2 separate regions of the Homo sapiens genome follow, and region 2 is linked to region 1. Evidence: read pairs that join two places in POLR2A ChIA-PET (ENCODE). Cell type or tissue: IMR-90. All regions are shown on one strand. Links, peaks and the distances in the headings refer to the core of each region. The heading gives the core; the rest is flanking DNA. Region 1 overlaps SMURF2 (SMAD specific E3 ubiquitin protein ligase 2). Region 2 has its middle 39 kb from the start of SMURF2.

Region 1 (5,384 bases), core at 259-5,258:
ACAGCCTTCACGTGCCATTCTCTCTGCCTGAAACATTCTTCCTAGGCTTCTTCACCTACTCATCTCCTGGTCTCAAAAGGGAAGGATGCCTTTTAGAACATGTTTCTCTCAAGCTTTCCCCGCTTGTATTTTCACAGAAGCTCATACTTTTATAAACACTTATCACATTTTACTGTTCTCGTTTAAGTTTGGAATGTTGCTTATAATTGCGGAGGTGGTAAACTCCATACAGCACGAATCATGCCTGCCTCATCTCTTCCTGCACCAAGCACACATTACGCCTGGCACTTGATAGGTACTCAATAAATATCTGTTGAATGAATGAAATAGACCCTAAAATAATCTAAATAACTTTTTATACTATATAACAATGGCCAATCCTCACATAATCATAATTTTGATTTAAGAAATCTTATTTTAGGCCAGGTACTGTGGCTCATGTCTGTAATTCCAGCACTTTGGGAGGCCAAGGCGGGCAGATCACTTGAGGCCAGGAGTTTGAGACCTGGGCAACATGGCAAAACCCCATCTCTACTAAAAATACAAAAAAAAAAAAAAATTAGCCAGGTGTGGTGGCACACACATGTAGTCTCAGCTACTCAGGAGGCTGAGGCATGAGAATCACTTGAGCCTGGAAGGCAGAGGTTGCAGTTAGCTGAGATCACACCACTGCACTCCAGCCTGAGCAACAGAGTGAGACACTGTCCCCCTCCCTCCACCCCTCAAAAAAATCTTATTTTTATCATTTCTCTTTACTTAAAACATACTTATCCGGTCGTGTTTAACCAATTCTTAAAAAAAAATCACAGAATGTTTAACATTCAGTTTCAAAGAACAATTGAAAAATCAAAAGAACAAAGAACTTTAAAATCAAGTTCAAAGCTTATGAGGAGAAATTACATTTTAGTAATCAAGAGATTAAGGAAAATAACATTAGTGTTCTAGAAGAAACAAGATTAACTTAAAACAAAGAAATAATATCAAGATTGGTCAGACCGCTATGCTTCATGCTGGATCTAAGCAGTTCCAGCCAGCTTTACTAAATTACTTTCTGCCCTGGAAGCAAAAACTCTGATTTGTAACTTTTAAAAGGAAGATTGTCAAAACATGACCTGAGAACTGGTAATGTTATTTATCTGTAAAAATAAATTGTTTTCACATCCTGGAGCCTTTACTGCACTGTTCTTTTTTCTTGGGAATGTACCTTGGGGACTAGAACCACAGCCCATTGCTCTTTTCATTCTCTGTTCTAATCACAGAAGATTGGTAAATGCTCAAAGAATCCATGAATTTCAATATGACAAACTCCTGATTATGTCACCACAGCAAATTCTCAACTAAGGAGGTATGTATCAGAATCCCCTGGAGAATGTATATACAATATTATAATTTTATATTAGGAGAAAATTAATCTATCATCTTTTGTAATAGAAACTATGGAAAGTAGAACTAAGATTAGGAATCATGGGACTAGGGAGGGGTGGCAGTGTGGGAGAAGTTTCATTTCTGCTTTCTAAATGTTTCTTAAAGAAAATAGGTAAAAATGTTGAGAAATGCTGGGCAGTAAGGGAGTAACAGGAGAGAAATCTTGTTAGGTGGGCGAGGCCAGAACAAAGGCTATGGGGTACAGACTTTTTCCTAGACCGCAGTCCCCAACCTTTTTGGCACCAGGGATTGGCTTCATGGAAGACAAGTTTTCCACGGACCAGTGTGTGTGTGTGTGTGTGTGTGTGTGTGTGTGTGTGTGTGTGTGTGTGTGTGTGTGTGTGTGTGTGTGTGGAGGGGGGGCAGAGGGGAGCAGGCAAGGGGGTTTTGGGAATGATTCAATCTCATTACATTTATTGTGCACTTATTTCTATTATTATTACATTGTAATATATAATAGAATAATTATACAACTCACCATAATGTAGAATCAGTGGGAGCCCTGAGCTTGTTTTCCTGCAACTAGACAGTCCCATCTGGGAGTGAAGAAAGACAGTGACAGATCATCAGGCATTAGATTCTTATAAGGAGGGGCAACCTAGATCCCTCGCATGCGCAGTTCACAGTAGGGTTAACACTCCTATGAGAATCTATTGCCGCTGCTGATCTGAGAGGAGGCTGAGCTCAGGTGGTAATACACGATGGGAAGTGGTTGTAAATACAGATGATGCTTCACTGGCTCATCTCCTGCTGTGCAGCCCATGGCCCAGGGTTGAGGACCCCTGGCCTAGACAGCAATCAGTATTTCAATATCTTTAATGTTTAGTAAGCTTATATATATGGAATTGAAATTATATATACAGAAAGGCACAAAAATCTGAAGTATCTGAATTAATTCAATTAATTTTCACCAATTTTTGTGTTAAAGCAAAACATTATACTGGACTACAGATATTTAGTAGGCACAAGTCAATTTTTATTAGTGCTAACTACAAATGTAGCATTACACCACCACAGTACCATGCTGCAGAATCCACCAGGGACAATGTCTCAAACAGCCCATATATTTGTACTAGATTAAGTCTGCTTATACTACTTCATCATGTTACTACCCTTCTCAAATTCCTTCAAAGCATTTCATTCTTAAGTCTACACTCCCAGAACCTAGCTTGTTCTAGCTATTGTACTCACTCCTTTTTCAGACAGATGGTTTGAAATGATTAGCAGAGATGATCAAAATGAACTGACATCAGCCATATTGGATAAAGCCTCTGCATTTCACACAGATGCAGGTGTGATCATCTTGAGATACTTAGGGAGAAAGGAATACTCCTACATCATTCACTCTCTCATTCAACATTTCCTGAACACTCACTTTGTGCCAAGTGCTATGACAGTTTCTGCAGATACAAAGAAAAATAAGACATAGTCCTTTGCTCTCAGAGCTCACAGGTCAGGTATAATTCAAATACCATGTCATAAATGCCTTTTATTGTTGTTTTCTCAAGATACGGTTTTAAACTTTATGGAAATCTTATACTTCATTTGAGGCAGCGATTAGAGAAAACCATTTGCAGAAGTACAGATGGCAGTAAATACTACCATTTTCATTTAGGTCAATAATTTATTTTTCTGGTAGGAAAGGAGTTATCTATATGCAACAAACCAGGTAATAGTATCAGAGTAAATCGCAGCTGTAGAAAGAGAATGCTATGCTTGTTCTTACTGAGTTGTTTTCATAATGAATGGCTATCTACGCTTAATGTGAATAAAGCTCCCAACTACTTAGTATATCCTTGCCAAAAATTCCCCTTCCTCCTCCAGATTGGAGTTGCATTCCAATTACACTGCTGATTGGAATGAGACTGCTTGAGAGAAAAAAAAAATACTCAGACATCCCATCTTCCTTCACCCCACAAAAAGATTTTATAATACTGTCCCTGCAACTCAAAAGTAGCATAAATGCTTTTGAACACAGATTTCTCTGCATGTGCTTTAAACTTATGTTATCATTGTAAAATAAAACCGAAATTCAGGATAACATTCCTATACAAATTCCAGCAGGTGGCCCAGTGCTTCAGAAGTATCAACTGATGTACACCATTCCTGACCAGTGGCACATGACAGCAATTTACATCTTTCTGCTCTGAGAAACAGCCTCTATCTCAACCCCTAAACATGAAATGAAAATGAAATTTAAATGCTACAGAAAACTTCTACACAATTTTTTATGTGTTTTAGTTATTGTTGCTTGAAACAAGAGTATTACACAGATTCACATTCAAGGTGTTATTACAAAATGTTAAAATAAGCAAATATATCACATATAATTCTATATGCATAAAAATGATCAGTTAAGTAAATGATAGCAAACAGCAAGTTGAAATATTACACAGCCATTAAAGATTATGTAAATGTATTTATTTATTGATGGATAAGAAAATAATTTCCTTTTTTTTTTGACAGTCTCGCTCTGTTGCCCAGGCTGGAGTGCAATGGCGCGATCTCAGCTCACTGCAATCTCTGCCTCCCAGGTTCAAGTGATTCTCATGCCTCAGCCTCTCGAGTAGCTGGGATTACAGGCATGCGCCACCACACTCGGCTAATTGCTGTATTTTTAGTAGAGACAGGGTTTCCCCATGTTGGCCAGGCTGGTCTCAAATTCCTGACCTCAAGTGATCCACCTGCCTCGACCTCCCAAAGTGCTGGGATTACAGGCGTCAGCCACCACACCCGGCTTAGAAAATATTTTCTTAATATGCTATTAAAAGTCCTTTTACATGTAGTACATTTAATAAAATATATTTTTAGTAAAGAATATAAACATATTGGATAACATTTATCAAATATTTACTATGTGCAAGTGTACACCAACCACCCTGTGAAATAAGTAGTAGTACTACCGTCATTTTAGAGATGAGGAAACTGAGATTCAGGCATAGAGACTTACCAGTGATTTTGCTTTTAAGAGCTAGAGTTGGCTGGGCACGGTGGCTCTGCCTGCAATCCCAGCACTTTGGGAGGCTGAGGTGGGCGGATCATGAGGTCAGGAGTTTGAGACCAGCCTGGCCAACATAGTGAAACCCTGTCTCTTCTAAAAATACAAAAAATCAGCCATGTGTGGTGGCAGGTGCCTGTATACAGTCTCTGCTACTCAGGAGGCTAAGGCAGAAAAATCCACTTGAACCCAGGAGGCGGAGGTTACAGTGAGCTGAGATCGCGCCACTGTACTCCAGCCCAGACGACAGTGCGAGACTCTGTCTCAAAAAAAAAAAAAAAAGAACTAGAGCTGAGATTCCAACTCAAGTAGATTAATTCTAGAACCCAAACTCAACTACCATATAGAGTGAAACATACTCTCTCAGGCTAGTACTTCCTTTTAAAGAATCTTACTCTAGGCTGGCACAGTGGCTCATGCCTGTAATCCCAACAGTTTGAGACGTCTAGGCGGGCTGATGGTTTGAGCCTAGGAGTTCGAGACCAGTCTGGGCAACAGGGCAAAACCCCATCTCTACAAAAATATACAAAAAAAGAAAAAAAAATAGCCCGGCATGGTGGTGTGTGCCTGTAGTCCCAGCTACTCAGGAGGCTAAGGTGGAAGAATCACCTGAGCCTGCAGTAAGCCATGTTCACACCACTGCACTCTAGCCTGGGCAACAGAATGAGACCTTGTCTAAAAAAAAAAAAAAAAAAAAAAAAAAAAAATCTTAGTCCAGTTAAAGCAATTATTGGTGACACAGGTTCACAAAACGGTTAATTGAAAACTAGGTTACAGAAGGGTGCTCTGCAAAAGATTCAGAATTCTCCTCTTTCAACAGATATAGTAATTTACCTCAACAATCATATTAGCCCTGCTTTTAAGTAAATATCTTGTCATTTAATGAAGGAATTTTAGGCAATTCATTTCATTCATGCTGCAAAACAAACTAGGCCCTTAAGTTTAACTTAATATATTCAGT
Region 2 (5,384 bases), core at 286-5,285, 86 kb after region 1:
AGGTGGGGAGTTGCAGTGAGTCGAGAATGCGCCATTGCACTCCAGCCTAGGCAACAAGAGCGAAACTCCATCTTAAAAAAAAAAAAAAAAGAAATACTGTTCCCAGCTTGTCTTTTGACTTAACTTATAATGGTTACTGCCATGAAGAAAATAGATTTTTATATCCATTTTTTATTTTATGGATTCTGAACTTAGTTTTATAGTTGGACAAAATTTTCATTTATGAAATAATAAAAAAAACTCTCCAATGGATTTTTCAAGTATTTCATAGTTTTTCTTTTTTTTTCACATCTAAATATTGGGTACATTTGGAATTCGTCCCAGTGAAAGATACGTATCCAATATTCCCCCCAGATGGCCACTCAGTTGTCTCCACACTGTTTTTTAAATTACCTATCAGTCCCATTGATTTATACCACCCTTATCATACATTAAATCCCACTGGCAACATTCAATGATAGCTTCTTTTAAAAAATGAACGAAACGTCCTAGGCGTAGGCACCCTATTTCACTCCCTTTCTCCACTACATTTATCAATCCATATCAGGAACACCTTAAATATTTGATAACAGAGCCCAACCATAGAATTTTGGTTGAAGTATATTCTTTTACATCTCCCTGATGGAGTACTATGCAACTTTTAAAACAAATATTATAAAGATTATGTTAAAACATGAGGGAAATACTTCTGATGAAAATGTCAAGTGAAAAAGAAAGAATATAAACTTTATGCAAACCAAGAATATGACCACACTGTGAAAAAATGCACAGAAAAGAATCCCATGAGCAAAATACCAGAAGGATGATAGCAAAGTTATTGGGATATGAGAGGAGAGATTTCCCCGATCTTTTTCCCTCCAAATCTTTTGTAAAGTGATGATATTGGCATAATTTTCAAATTTTCACTTTTTTTCTTTTTTGAGACAGAGTCTTGCTCTGTCACCCAGGCTGGAGTGCAGTGGCACGATCTCAGCTCACTGCAACCTCTGCCTCCCGAGTTCAAGTGATTCTCATGCCTCAGCCTCCCGAGTAGCTGGGACTACAGGTGCATGCCACCACACCTGGCTAATTTTTTGTATTTTTAGTAGAGACAGGTTTTCGCTGCATTAGTCAGGATGGTCTCGATCTCCTGACCCCGTGATTCACCAGCCTCGGCCTCCCAAAGTGCTGGGATTACAGGCGTGAGCCACTGCGCCTGGTCTATTTTCACTTTTTAATAACGGCATTTTGTCCGTGTGTGTTTTTCTCCTTTGCCTCAAGAGAATTCATGGAAATGATGGTAAAGAAATGAAAAGATGGCCTGGTGCAGTGGCTTATGCCTGTAATCCCAGCACTTTGGGAGGCTGAGGTGGGCGGATCACGAGGTCAGGAGTTTGAGACCAGCCTGGCCAATATGGTGAAAACCTGTCTACTAAAAATACACAAATTAGCTGGGCATGGTGGCATGTGCCTGTAGTCCGAGCTACTCAGGAGGCTGAGGCAGGAGAATCGCTTGAACCCGGGAGGCAGAGGTTGCAGTGAGCCAAGATGGCTCCACTGTACTCCAGCCTGGGTGACAGAGTGAGACTCTGTCCCAAAAATAAATAAATAAATAAATAAATAAATAAATAAATAAATAAAAAGATTACAAACTCACAAGTCCAAAAAAGAATAAAAGAGGAAGAGAAGATCTCATGGTTGGAAAATCCCAGCATGTTTGTGGGAGACAGCAAGCTGATGATAGAGTGGTAACAGACACCACAGAGATGTGAAGGAAGCAACCAGAAGGCCTGGGTGGGGCGTGAATAAAGTAAAACATGTCACCTGTGGATGGGACTCCAGACCCCTTCTGGGAGACATCGCTGACTCACGGTGTGTGCCCTTGGGCCAAGACACGGAGAAGTGCTCATGCCTCTTTTCTCCCAACTGAACAAGGGACACTGTGTTTAACATCTCTGGCTTCCACTTCGAGCTGTGGGGAGAGTTAATTGCTGTTTGAGAAAAGGTATATGAGCTGGTGGGATAAAAGACTTGACAGGAGGAGGGTTATTACCAGTCAAGTAACCCTTTTTTCCTCTTTCTTTCTCTCTCTCTCTCTCTCTCCTTCCTTCCTTCCTTCCTCTTCTTCTTTCCTTCCTTCCTTCTTTCTTTCTTTTTTTCTTTCTTTCCTTCTTTCTTTCTCTTTTTCTTTCTTTCTTTCTTTTTCAAGACGGAGTCTCGCTCTGTTGCCTAGACTGGAGTGCAGTGGCAAGATCTCGGCTCCCTGCAACCTCCACCTCCCAGGTTTAAGCAATTCTCCTTCCTTAGCCTCCTGAGTAGCCAGGATTACAGGCGCTCACCATCAAGCCTGGCTAATTTTTTCTATTTTTAGTAGAGATGGGGTTTCACCATGTTGGCCAGGCTCGTCTTGAACTCCTGATCTCAGGTGATCCACCCGCCTCGGCCTCCCAAAGTGCTGGGATTACAGGCATGAGCCACCTCACCCAGCCTAAGTAACCCTTTAAACCCTCTGATCCTCTCATGCTCACAGAGGACCAGCACTCAGGTGTATAGCTAGGCAGCTGCAGGTGCAGCCTGATGCACGCTTTGGCCAAATACTCATCCCTGTGAAAACAGAGTAGGGATGGCCAACTGCAAAGGCATGAATGGGTGTGAGGCTCCCAGTCAAGACACCAGCCCCCATGCTTTCCTGGGCAGCTACTTCCCCTAGAGCTAGTAACATGTCCTCCTTGGTCCTCCCATCCAGTAACCTTGTTCCTCTCCAGATCTGGAGCCCTGTCTTTTTTTTTTTTTTTTATTTTGGAGTCTCACTCTGTCGCCCAGGCTGAAGTGCAGTGGCATGATCTTGGCTCACTGCAAGCTCTGCCTTCCGGGTTCATGCCATTCTCCCGCCTCAGCCTCCTGAGTAACTGGGACTACAGGCGCCTGCCGCCACGCCCGGCTAATTTTGTTTTTGTGTTTTTAGTAGAGACGGGGTTTCACCGTGTTAGCCAGGATGGTCTCAGCTGGTCTCGATCTCCTGACCTCGTGATCCACCCACCTCGGCCTCCCAAAGTGCTGGGATTGCAGGTGTGAGCCACTGCGCCCGGCCAAGGAGCCCTGTCTTAAACTCTCACCTAGTGTCTCTTGTTGCCTTGTCTTGCTCCTAATCATCAAGACAAGTCCAGCTTCCACACCCTGGGAGCCCCAATGACCTAGAGTTTCTGCTCAGATTACAACAGTCTTGCCAAGATACAGGAATGTGGTAAAAATTTAGTTATCTCCAATAAATGGATGGTGTTGGCAGATGCATCTGCTCAGGAGGGACACACACACACACACACACACACACACACACACACACACACACACTCCATGACCTGGTGGGCTTGGATCCAGTCTCTTTTCTATGGCTGAGAAACCAGATGGGGCTAAAAATATTCATTCCTTTAATTGATTGTTTTTAAACCTTTCTTTGAGAGAATGAATTTCTAAGCCCAGGAATGTAGCTTTGAAGACCACAATAATCATTTATTTAAAATCCACTCTAGGCCAGGCGCAGTGGCTCACACCTGTAATCCCAACACTTTGAGAGGCCGAGGCAGGTGGATCACCTGAGATCAGGAGTTCCAGACCAGCCTGGCCAACATGGTGAAACCCCGTCTCTGCTAAAAATACAAAAAATTAGCCGGGCGTGGTGGCTGGGCCCTGTACTCCCAGCTACTCAGGAGGCTGAGGCAGGAGAATCGCTTAAACCCGGGAGGCAGAGGTTGCAGTGAGCCGAGATGATGCCACTACACTCCAGCCTGGGTGACAGAGCGAGACTCTGTCTCAAAAAAAAAAAAGGGAAGAAAATCCACTCTAGGCTGGGCACAGTGGTTCATGCCTATAATCCTAGCACGTTGGGAAGCTGAGGCGGTAGAATTGCCTGAGCTCATGAGTTCAAGACCAGCCTGGGCAACCAGTGAAACCCCATCTCTACCAAAATACAAAAAATTAGCTGGGTGTGGTGGCGCATACCTGTAGTCCCAGCTACTCAGGAGGCTGAGGCACGAGAATTGCTTGAACCCAGGAAGCAGAAGGTTGCAGTGAGCCGAGATTGCGCCACTGCACTCCAGCCTAGGCAACAGAGTGAGACTCTGTCTCCAAAAAAAGGAAAGAAAATCCACTCTATAAGTCAGAACCTGTCGCAGATCATATGAAAATATGAAGAAATATGATCCCCACCTCAGAGCTAGCTAGACTATTTATACTTCTCTTAAAGACCTAAGCATACTTTTCTCCATGAGAGAAGGAACCATCTCTGTATCTCTGTCTTATTTACTGCTTCGTATTTCTTTTCTTTTCTTTCTTCTTCTTTTTTTTTTTTTTCGAGATGGAGTCTCCCTCTGTCGCCCAGGCTGGAGTGCAAGTGGCACAATCTCGGCTCACTGCAGCTTCTGTCTCCTGGGTTCAAGCAATTCTCCTGCCTCAGCCTCCCATGTAGCTGGGACTACAGGTGTGTTCCACCACACTCGCCTAATTTTTGTATTTTTAGTAGAGACGGGGTTTCACCATGTTGGCCAGCTAGTCTCGAACACCTGACCTCAAGTACTCTGCCAGCCTTGGCCTCCCAAAGTGCTGGGATTACAGGCGTGAGTCACTGCGCCTGGCCTGCTGCTTCATATTTCATTTCATTCATTCAGGAAATATTTTATGAACATCTACCATGTGCCAGGCCACTGGGATAAAACAGTGAACAAAAACAAAATATCTATTCTCATGGACTTAGATTCTAGTGAGACAAATAGACAATAAATACACGAACAAATAAACCCATAACATGCAAAGTGATGATAAAGCCTTAGGAAAAATAAAGAAAGGCCCGTCAGCCATGTGAGTATGTAGCAAGAAGGCACCCTCTATGAAGCAGAGAACAAGCCCTTCCCAGATACCAAATCAGCTGATGCCTTGATTTTGGACTTTCCAGCCTCTAGAACTATGCACAATAAATTCTATTGTTTTTAAATTTTCTAGAAAAGAAAAATAAAGGAGGGTAAGGGAACAAGAGTGGCAGAGGACATTATTTCACATAGGTTAGTTGGGGAGACTTCTCTGATAAGGCTAAGTTTAAGCAGAGACTTGAATTAGGCAAGGGAGCAGTCTATGTGGATATCTGGGAGAAGATGGAGCTGTAAATGCAAGATCCTAGAGGAGGAAACAGCCAACAGTGTTCTGTCGGAGAACAGCAATGAGAAAAGGGTCGCAAGAATGGAGTGAACAAATGAGCCACACATGGTGGCACGTGCATGTGACCACAGCCACTTGGGAGGCTGAAGCATGAGAATCACTTGAACCTGGGAGGCAGAGGTTGCAGTTAGCCAAGGTTGTGCCACTGCACTCCAGCCTGAGCAACAGAGCGAGACTCTGCCTTAAAGAAATAAAAC

The links. ChIA-PET counts read pairs that join two places held together with the same protein. Peaks named below come from ENCODE experiments on the same cell type or tissue, not always from the same donor. Only the 100,000 strongest peaks of a DNase experiment are listed, where the experiment ranks them.
Region 2: POLR2A ChIA-PET joins it to region 1 with 11 read pairs; 3 of 35 experiments call an interaction of 5 or more read pairs at or near these places.

What each region holds. Positions count from the first base shown.
Region 1 is chr17:64,611,966-64,617,349 of GRCh38, forward strand. All of the region lies in intron 1 of SMURF2 (SMAD specific E3 ubiquitin protein ligase 2), which reads right to left. Among named protein-coding and RNA genes, the nearest start is that of SMURF2, 48 kb to the right of the region's middle. In IMR-90, for the core only: no CTCF peak of the experiment used is centred there; a DNase peak (open chromatin) is centred at 3,246; H3K27ac peaks cover 655 bases.
Region 2 is chr17:64,698,130-64,703,513 of GRCh38, forward strand. No RefSeq gene overlaps it. Among named protein-coding and RNA genes, the nearest start is that of SMURF2, 39 kb to the left of the region's middle. In IMR-90, for the core only: no CTCF peak of the experiment used is centred there; a DNase peak (open chromatin) is centred at 772; H3K27ac peaks cover 1,574 bases.